Regions from separate parts of the Homo sapiens genome. Here region 1 is linked to region 2. The links are chromatin loops, found by intact Hi-C in ENCODE. Cell type or tissue: PC-3. All regions are shown on one strand. Each heading gives the region's core, and the rest is flanking DNA. Links, peaks and the distances in the headings are about the cores only. Region 1 has its middle 79 kb from the start of RPS6KA2. Region 2 has its middle 130 kb from the start of RPS6KA2-AS1.

Region 1 (5,378 bases), core at 91-5,090, 66 kb after region 2:
TGCCGGGATGACAGGCGTGAGCCAACTTACTCAGCCCATGTGTTTATTTTTAAGGATATTTTGAGGATATGTTGTGTCTTTATTTCTGACTTCTGGGACTATTGTTCTTATTCCTCCATTAATAAAAGTAATGATTTTCTACATGCGTGCCCAGCTTGACAAGCACCCCACATCCGTTATCTTGTTACATCTTTATGACAACCGGTGAGGGAAGCAGAGGTGAGATGAACTTCAGTGCTGCTTTAAGGAGGAGGAAACTGAGGCACAACCCGGATAAGAGGCGTGCTAAAACAAGCCGATAGTACCCGGCTGGGGGAATGTGTATGGAACCCCACTGCAGGCTCACAGCTTGTGGCTCACACCTCTTCCTTGTTTCTCTACTTTGAATATCAACACGGAGCGGTGTGTCACTTCTATTTCATATCTCTCCCAGTTGTCTACATGACTGGCTTCACTTACTCCACAGAACTTAATACATTGCAATTTGTGGTACAATGCATTTATTTTATCATGTATTGCCCATGAAAATTAATGGTGGAGACTTCAGTTCAGAAGTATGTATTTCAAAAATATAATTACACTTGAAAGTGAGCAAGTTCAATTGTATGAGAAGGAAGTCACTGTGGTAAAACTTTAGAGAAAGTTATTTATTGTAACTGTAAATAGTACTAGTAAAGGCCTACTGGTAAAGCCTGTTTAGCAGTGTGCACTGCCTGGTGACGAGAACTCTCAGCGGGTGTGTAAGTACCTTCTCAGGACCTGCGAAACGTCTTGGAATGTCTTCTAACTTCTTAGCTTTTGCCAGGGTTCCAAGGCAGGAGGAATGGAAGTTGCAAGGAAGAAAGCATTTTTGTTTATACTGAAATTATTTTTAACATCCTAAATGTTTTCAACAACCTGATAAAGCAGTTTCTTTGGTGTGGCTTAGCTTTTTGAGAGTTGAGATTTTTCTGTGTCAAGTCCAGGTTAACTATTCTTAAAAGTGATTTCAAAAGCCAGGAAAAACCACTTTGCAGTAATCAGAATGTTATCCAACTGTATAATGTTTACTTTATTGTAAATACTTGTGAAGAGTGGTCAATAAATAGTTTTATGTTCCTTTATGCAAAAAAAAGATTTCATCCTGTTATTTGACATCAAGCTCAATCCTATTATGTTTCCAACAGAATTAATACATAGTGACAAAAATATATTGAATTAAATCAGGTTTTTTTCTAGATCCAATAAAAAACACAAATATTTTTAATAAATAAGTGTAAGTATATAGATTTAATTCTACCGGAGAATATTTTCCTTTTTTCTGTGGTTGTACAATATTAGCAAAAGAAATTATTCTCAGGCCAGTTGTGGTGGCTCATGCCTGTAATCTCAGCACTTTGGGAGGCTGAGGCAGGTGGAATACTTAAGGCCAGCAGTTCAAGACCGGCCTAGGCAACATAGTGAGACCCTGTCTCTGTAAAATATTCAAAAATTATCTGGGCACGGTGGTGCACACCTGTAGTTCCAGCTACTCTGGAGGCTGAGGCGGGAGGATTGCTTGAGCCTGGGAGGTCAAGGCCACCAGCCTAGGAGCCAAGATCGCACCACTGTACTTCAGCCTGGGCAACAAAGTAAGACCCTGAAAAAAAAGAGAGAGAGAGAGAGAAAGAAAGAAAGATTACTCTCTGAAGATAAGTAATAATGATCACCATAATTAAGGTACTATATTTATACATTTTAGGTCACTTGTTTAGTCACCTCCCAATCTGATCCAGGTGCACCTGTCTGGACCTCCTCCTTTATAATGACCCTGGGCCTTGATTCTGCACTCCTTCCATTACTGTCATCCATAACTTTAAACGTGCCCAGATATTCACTATCCTTAATTTATAAGTCATTTTCATTCCTCTGCCACTTCCCCACCACCCAGTCACCTGGTTTTGTTCCTCACTGCTCCATTGAAACTGTTTCTATTTACCTTTGTAATGAATCAACAATATTTGCTTACTAAGAATCATGCTGCACTTTGGAAACCGACCTTCACTTATTCCTGAAAGTCTCCCTGCCACATGGTTGGAGCTCCCTAACCGTGTGGGTGAGACGGAACTGTGCTCTAACCCGGCTCTGCTCTGCGGGCTGCGTGGCTGCCGGGCTGCCGTCCATCTGCACAGAGAGCAGAGCTGCCCCCTTCCCGGCAACCCCGGCATTGCACAAAGGGTTATCTGTCCAGTGCTGCCACAAGGAAGGCATCTAGCAGATGCTGGTTTTCTCTTCCTTTGCCTGCTAACTCTCTTCTCTGATCAGCCTTTACTCTCAAGTTTGCTGGGTACTTTTCTTCTTCCTGCACACTAATTATAGGTATGTTGGACTTTGTTCTATTTTGAGTAATATTCACTCCTAAATTGAACTTATCCATTTGAATGGCTGTCACCCTTCCACCAATAAATCTGAAGACCATTTACTCTTAATGTTTTTCAAAAACTTCCTATGCAGAGTTTTGTTACTACTATTCAAGGAACTCTAGCACAACTGTCAAAATAAGACTCTTCTTGTTTAATACTATTTTACTTTTCCTCCCGATCCCACCCTCTCTATATTCTTAGATATGAATGTATCCTTTAAGATACACAGTAACAGGCTGTGCGTGTGATATTTCATTTTGCACAGACAGTTGGCACGGGGCTTTACTTCCCCCTGGGTACTGTGCGTAAAGCCTGCCTAACTAGCTGTCCCCTTGCCTGGGTACCCATCCAGTCGTGGAGGGCTGGGGGTCTGGGGTCTCCAGGCTATGCAGCATGGGATGGAAAGAGCACAGATGATACTCGTTCTTCATCTTCATGACTGCTCAAGTGTTCTCCATGCAGTCACGGCAGGGGACGCTTCCAGAAGAATTGCAGGAGGCCCCAGATCTTCCTTCCCACGCTCACCAACTCTTGGTTGTATGACGCCTTTACATTTTATAAATATGATGGCTTGAATTGTCTTCTCCTCATTTTATTTCTTCTGGTTACATTGACTGAGTTGAGGAACTCTTCACATACTTGCCAGTCATTTACATTTCTCTTGCTGTGAACTGTTTTCATTCCTGGCCTGTTTTTTGGGTTGGGTTGCCTATCTTTTCTTGTTGATAGCAACATGAGCCATGTGGTCCTCTCAATTGGTACAGAGAGGTATTTGATAAAATTTCACCACTTAAGTTTAATAAAAACTGTAATTGGTTATTGCAGGTGTGTTAGTCCATTTGGGATGCTGTAATGAAAAACGATAAACGGAGTGGCTTATAAACAACAGAAATTCGTTTCTCACAGTTCTGGAGGCTGGAAGTCCAAGATCGAGGAACCCACAGATCCAGTGTCTGGTGGACACTTGCTCCCTGGTTCACAGACAGTGCCTTCTTGCCAAGTCCTCACGTGGTGGAAGGTGTGAGGGCCCTCTCTAGAGTCTCTTTCATAAGGTCTCTTTTATAATCCCATTCATGAGGGCTTTGCTCTCATGACCTAATCACCTCCCAGACCCCCCTCCAAATACCATCACACTTGGGATTAGATTTCAACATAAGAGTTAGGGGAGACACAAACATTCAGTCTGTATCAATAGGTGAGGATAATTGCTAGTAATTTTTAAGCCCACTGTAAATCCATCAACATCACTGAACTCTCGTTAGTTTTAATAGTCTCTATTCTGTTGGAGTGTCTATGTCTAGGATTGTGTCATCTGCCAATAAGGATGTTTTTTATCTTCCTTCCAAATCTTATACCACTAATTTATTTTGTTTTCTGACTCTCTCCTTCTTGCTTCTTTCTTCTTTTTTGTCTGTAAGGACCTTTAGTACCATGCTAAGCAGTTGTGATGTTAATGGGCATCTTTGCTTCTGATTTTAAAGTTTCTCCACTGAGTGTGATGTTTACTGGTTGTTTTTGTAATGTAGCCTTTACCAAGTTGAGCGACTTTTCTTCTAGTTCCCTAAGGGTTTGTGCGGAGGGTGGTGATCTGCTCAGATTAGTGTTTCATAGACTGCTGTGGCCAGGGAGGAGGCTGCTGCAGTGATTCAGGTGTAAGATGAAGGTGGCAGCAGAGACAAAGAGAAACGGACACATTCGAGAAACACTACTGGTAAAATTTAATGGGACATGATGATAGATTGGGTATGGGAAACGTCCCAGCTGGCGCCTTGCTCTTGGCTTGCACAATTGGACGGATACCATCTGTGGAGTTAGGAAATCCTGCAAGAGGTATTGACATGTTGACATGTTGATTCTCACATGTTTGAGGTGAACATCTCAGAATAAGATGTTGAGTAGATGTTGGATATGGGGACCTGGAGCTCAGAAGAAAGTACCTGAGAAGTTTGCATTGTGCAAAATCACCCACTGCAGAGAGCAAGGCTTTGAGAAAATATGGTGCTGGGATAGAACACCCAAACCTTAGAAATTCTGTAACCAGAGCACAAACCACAATATTAACAATCCTAATTTTAAATCCTGGCATAGAAGAAATATATTCAATTCCCAATAAATGGAATATGCTGCAGTACATACAGAACTTTACTGTAATAAGGAAAAAGAGGAAGGCAGCCTAGGGGAAGGACAGGTCAGGAAAGATCAGAGGACTGAGCCTTGGAGCCCAGAATGCAGACAGGACAGTTACAGGCTTTGCAAAAATGCAGTGACGCCAGCGAGGAGAGTTCCAGGTCACCATCATGTGCTCGTTTCTTTTGCGTGAAGATCCAGGAGAACCAGGCAATCTGGACACTTTCAAACCCAAACACATGGCCAGACAGGACCAGCAGAAGAAACCTGGGGCCGATGGGCATCCAAGTGTGTTCCTGGTGTCTTGCTGTGTTCACCTGTGTCACAGTCCTTTGTGTTATAGCACAGACCTGCTGTTACACGGTGACTTAAAACGTGAGTGCATCAGAGAAATTGGCTCATGACTAATGCAACTTTTATATTATCTTCACACCTAGTCAGTCGCTAAGTCTATCAGTTACACGTGTGTTTTAGAAAACATGTGCTCTGGAGCAAACCAGGCTGCATTTCATCAGCAGTATGCGCATGCCTCGTCAGTGTTCCTGTTGGGCCAGGTGTGTGGGTGGCGAATGCTAACTACCTGCAGATGCATCTAGAAGGAGACACTGACCTTGGGTCACCTTGGCTACATACTGCATGCTATCAACACCTCACAGATTGCTGTTTCATTTTAAAATCTCTTATAAGCATGAAAAGTATTTAAAATCACTGTGATTTAGGATATTGTTGAACTTGTCCTAATTTGGAGGGGAGAATTGTTCTTTTCCGGATATAACTCTCACCTCTGTTATACGAAGTCAAGTTCTGGCTCCTCAGCTTTCTGCAAGAAGTGTGAGCCAATATCTTCTTTTAAATGAAAATAATATCCAG
Region 2 (5,343 bases), core at 1-5,000:
TTTTGGAGGAAGGGCCCAGGGTGTTTATCAAAGCCATCAAAGCCATTTAAGAATCAAGACTGCCCCCCAAAGTCTGGGTAAAACCGTTTTAAATTAACCATTTTGGTAACTCCCACGTGATTTCAAAATGGTAAAATCGTAAAATTGGTTGTGTAGCCTAATTAAGTATAAGAAACGGAACTCTGATGATGCTGAGCGCAGGTGCAGGCTGGGCAGGTCACATTATCCTGTGTAAAAATATCCGCAGTGCCACCTGCCGTTTCTCCTCTGCCCTCCCAACCCTAAAAGCTGGAAGACGGGGCTCATCCAAAATAAAGGACAGCTCAGAGCTATTGAAGCACCTGGGGATCCGACTCCTCAGAGGTCACAGACAAGAAGCACACATGCCAGCGTTCTCAAAGAAGGGCGAGATGTTTTGGGGTCCTTTATGCTGCTGTAATCTGGGAACGCCTTAATTTTCCCCACATCGTCATCATGCTGATGTTCACTGATGGCTGCTGTCTGCTGGGAGCCCAATATGGGCCAGCTCATTTCTTTCTCCCACCACCCCTGTGTAAGGGACTGTCTTCCTCAATTGTACAAACAGGGAAATTGGGGCTGAGGAGTCCAATGACTTGCCTAAGTTCTGGTGCCAGGAAATAAACCCTGGCTGGCTGCTTGGGAGGCTGAGCTCCCTACCATGGTCCGTAGCATCTTGGGAGAGCTTAGCCACGTGGTGCTGGGATGGGTGCAGCAGCAGCAGGGACAGTCACAGCATTCTCAAAGACCCAGAATAACCAACGCCGGGACGCTCGCTGGGTAAAGACGGCTGCACCACTCCAGCCACAGCACCACTTGAAAGTGTCCAATTTTCTAGAATCCCATGCACTAATTTCACTGAGAAATTCATAGCTGATATCGAGTCTATCAACTGCCTGACCATGACTGTCTAAATGTGTCTTTTGAGGAACGTGCACAATCTTCAAGACATTCTGTCATCTGGTAAGCAGGGGTGCTGTGAGCACACGGAACACCTTTTGTGTTATAAAATTTGGCTGGCAGCTTTACTTGCAGTCCAATCATAAAAGACCCCTGAGGATCAAATGAATCTTGGTCATCCAGACTATGACCCCAAGTGCCGTGAAAGCGATGGTGCCTGCCTTTCACATTTCTCCCACAACACTGGGTCACTTTCTAGACTTAAAAAAAAAGATTCAATCCATATTTTTTTCCAAAAGGTTGGCGAGTATTTGTTTAGAAATTTCTGATAGTTTATTTCAAATCAATGAAACACACAAAAATATTTGTCTGACCACGTCCATTTATTTTCTGCAAGCATGCTTGGCTATATGACAAGTGTCCTCTTCACGGAATACCCCTGGAGGACGATCATTTGCACAAAGCGTTTTATGTCATCTCAACGGTAGTTTTTTTTTCTTCCTGGTGGAGCTAGCCATGATGATAATAAATTCATGTTAAACGTATTTTGACGATAATGTGGTCACAGGTATGTAACAGGATGGACAGACGAGGAAGGGGACAGTAGCAGATTGCAGCCAGGTGCAGTGGCTCACGCCTGTAATCCCAGTGTTTCGGGAGGCCAAAGCAGGCAGATCACCTGAGGTCAGGAGTTCCAGACCAGCCTGGCCAATGGTGAAACCCTGTCTCCGCTAAAAACACAAAAATTAGCTGGGTGTGGTGGTGGGCGCCTGTAATCCCAGCTACTCACGAGGCTGAGGCAGGAGAATCACTGGAACCTGGGGGGCAGAGGTTGCAGTGAGCCAAGACTGCACTACTGTACTCCACCCTGGGTGACACAGCGAGACTCCACCTCAAAAACAACAAAACAAAACAAAACAAAAAAAAACGAAAAGAAAGAAAAGAAAAGTGGATTGCTTCAGGAGTCAGGATTTCCTGTGGGGGCTCTGACTCCCCTGTGATGGAAAGCCCCTCATTAGGGCACACTGGGCTTTCCTGTGACCCCTCTTCCCCCTCTCCTCACCCCCTTCCCTGCCTCCTTCTCCAACCTGCACAGTCACAGATGCTTCAGGGGAGGAGATGGGATCCGTAAGGGGAGTCCTCTCCTCTCGTGTCCTGGATCGGAAAGGAGTAGTAGAGGAGCTGGGATTTCCTTCTGGAGCTGGAAGCTGCCCCTGTTCTCTGCCCACACAGGGTTGACCCAGACGTGGAGCCCGCACAGCAGGCTGACCATGGTGTAGAGAGGATGGGTGTGGGGGCCAGTTTGGAGGAAGAGAAGGGGTGGAGGTGGGAGGGATAGCGTGGCTGCAGAGTGGCTGGAGAATCCTCATTTAATGTCCAAGTCATTCCAGATTCCCCTGTTTAATTCAGGGGAGTTAACAACATTCTTAATGTTGTTTGCAAAGAAGAGAGTCCAGGAAGTGAGAAGGGAAAGACAGTCAGTGATTCTAAACAAGACAATATGAAAAATTTAGTAATGTGTCTTTTTATGAGGGACCCCAAGCACCGCATACCCTGGATGCACAGTCTCAGGTGTGTCCCGACAGCCGGGCTTAGTAGCGCCATCTGTGGGGCACTTCCTTTGAAAAGCTGGTTGCCCTGAGAGTAGGTCATGGAGTGGAATGAGGTGATAGGCGAAGGCACAACATTGCGGCACATTTGGGATTTTCATGCTATTAGGTATTTTTCTGTAAAAGCGTCATTTATGTTCCACCGGGTCTCACCATCTTTTTCAAGTTATAGAAACAGAATCAAACCTTCTTAAAATTGGCAATTTGTTGGCTCACACCATTGAAAGAGATGGTTTCTGGTGGGTCTGAATCCCAGCGTCCGAAGCTGTCGGCAGGACACTGAATTTCTCTTCCTCCTTGCTCGACTCCATTCTCAGGCAGGCACATTTCCAAGGCAGAGCAAGCACAAACCCCAGACTTAGGTCATCTGCCAGGCTGGCCATCCCAGGACAAGGGGGCTGACAGCTCTGAGGGAGCCCTGCTAGGGCCTTTCTCCCAGTGGTGGGGGGGCTGGGGGGTGGGGTCATTCCCACCTGGACTCCATGGAACTAGTGTCCCATAGAAAGAAAGGGAGTGCTTGCCAGGAGGGGAGAAGGGCTGCTGGGTAGAAACCCCACATAGGCTCACCATACATGCCCAGTACAATACAAACAGGTACATAAATGGCAAAAACAAGTGGTAAAGTCAGCATTAGCAACTGTATTCTTGCCAGTTATTAATTACCGTCCAGTTGGGAACATAAAACAAACAGAGCTATGATTCTCACCTCGATAAACCGGCCGCTCATCAGCTGTGTTGGAGGACAGAGGAGGTGTAGGCTGAGGCGAGAATGGGCACCCGCAGTGCAGGGGTTTCTCTCAGGGAAGAATCGCTGGACCCCTTTCCTCATGGCACACTCGGGAGAAGCCAGCCCCAAAGCTGTGCTCACTCGTGACAACCGAGGGCCATGTGAGGCAGCAGAGGCCGCTGGCATCTCCTGTTAGCCTCATTTCATTTAGATGGTGATTCCAACGCTCTGTCTTCTGACACTTGAACCGCAGTCATCAGTAGGGGCAAAGGAGATTTCATTTGAATTCTGGCTTCTTCCTTCATCTCTTATATTTCAGTGGGTATGAGCCAAGGAACAGAGAACAGAAGAGAAATGTGGCAGGAAAAGGCTAAAGGAGAAAGTAGGAAATGGAAATGTGGCCCCTGCATCACTGAACGTGCCGCAGTAAGGGTAGCCGTTGTCTCTGCTCTCAGCAGTCCTAAAACCACGTTGCTGAGTAAAATCTTCAGGTCACCTCCAAACCATGCTGGCCAAAAAGAGGCTTGGGAAGAAGAAAGGCCTCCTAGACACACGCGCTTCCGGGTTTAAGCCCTGGACCAAGCACGATTGGAATTTTAACTAGGTGTATGCGAGCGTATTACAGATGAAGATGAAATCTACAGATTAAAATAGCTGGAATGAGCCTCTTCCATAGACTAGAGTTTAGAGTCACCTGAAAGCATTTGCCTGCTCGTCACTGATGCGTGGCTTGGAAGATAAATGCTGTGCATATGGAGCTTGAAAGAGACTTTCTTTCCGTTGAGCTTTGAGGTTGGTGATGGGACACCATCACTTCCTTTGGCTAAATTTTAAAAGTTGCACAAAAGTCGCAAGTTCCTTTCTTCTGTAGGCTTTCACTAAAGGGCTTCCTGAACGCGAAAGAAACTCCTCCAATTACTTAAAATTATGTGGAGATTAATGTTTAGAAACAAAAAGCTCACAGGCCTGGTGAGTATGGTAGTAATGCCCTTGCTAATGAAGTTGCTGACTGTAAATACGTCCTGTGACTTAAAGGAATTCTTTCTTCGTTTCCATTTTCACAGGGCAAAAGTGACTCAGCTGCCTGCAAGACAAAGGTAGCTGGATCCGTAGAGGTAAGAAGCGTTCCTGTGGGTTTGTTTTTTTCCATGCTTATGTGAGTTACATTTTTTTTTTAAGTTAAACATGAAGTCTTTTTCAATTTATTGAGTTGTTTCACGGTGCCCGGAGTCCAGCAAGGCAAGGTGCGAAGAGCTTTTAGAAGGCTGGACCACTCCACAGGAAAATGTGAATTTTTTGGCATCCTGTGGGGAATCCGAGTGCTTTGTGCAGTAATGTCCTTGTACAGCAGGGGCTGCCTTGCGTGCTAAACTGAGGATGTCATCTTGCCATGCATTATGATTTGAGTTTGATTCTGAATCTCTGCATCACTTTATGTCCAATATTCCTTTTAAAACTACGACGTGCCTTCAAAATAAGCTGAAATTACCAGCGGCAGAAGGGAGCCATGGCAGCGAGGCAAACGTGGGGGTGCTGAAGCTGCCTGGGGCTGTGTCTGCCCTCGAGGTTTGCAGGCTGGTGGCCGACCAGCCTCCAGACTCTAGTGCGTGTGGCTCAGCAACAGCTTTTCTAGGAATTAGGACTAAAATAGATAATTTTAGATGGAGGTAGATTTCTCCTATTTCAAGCATCTATCTGGTTTTAATACCTTTATTAATAAGACATTTTTAAAGATAGTTTAATAGCTGTTTTCAATGCTTTGGGCTGCAACACTCAGGTGAAATGTAGTAAGTCGGTAGTCACGCCACATGTGGTTGTGACACCATGGGATTGATCATCCTTGGGGCCGCGCCTCTGCAGCGGTCACAGCAGGCTAGATGGGCCTGCTCCTTGTAGGTGCCAAACGGGTCATTGGAAGTTGGTTTCTGGTTGAGCTTATGTTCATCTACATTGATACGTTAAACTGCGCTGTAGTTCATTTGAAACAAAAATACTCCTGATTTTCTGGCAGCTTTCCTGAAGCTAAAAAGCAAAAATATAATAAGGTTAAAAAGGTCTTATGAGAACAGCATGAGCTCTGCCACAGGG

The links. Peaks named below come from ENCODE experiments on the same cell type or tissue, not always from the same donor. Only the 100,000 strongest peaks of a DNase experiment are listed, where the experiment ranks them.
Region 1: it touches region 2 in a loop (13-fold over the local background); 2 of 110 quality-filtered maps call a loop at or near these places.

Annotation. Positions count from the first base shown.
Region 1 is chr6:166,704,004-166,709,381 of GRCh38, reverse strand. It overlaps a transcript of RPS6KA2 not described here. Among named protein-coding and RNA genes, the nearest start is that of RPS6KA2, 79 kb to the right of the region's middle. In PC-3, for the core only: a CTCF peak has its summit at 2,173; a DNase peak (open chromatin) is centred at 2,071; H3K27ac peaks cover 1,073 bases.
Region 2 is chr6:166,769,890-166,775,232 of GRCh38, reverse strand. It overlaps a transcript of RPS6KA2 not described here. Among named protein-coding and RNA genes, the nearest start is that of RPS6KA2-AS1, 130 kb to the left of the region's middle. RefSeq lists an enhancer at 3,261-4,460. In PC-3, for the core only: CTCF peaks have their summits at 2,313, 2,519 (motif pointing left), 4,429 and 4,628; no DNase peak of the experiment used is centred there.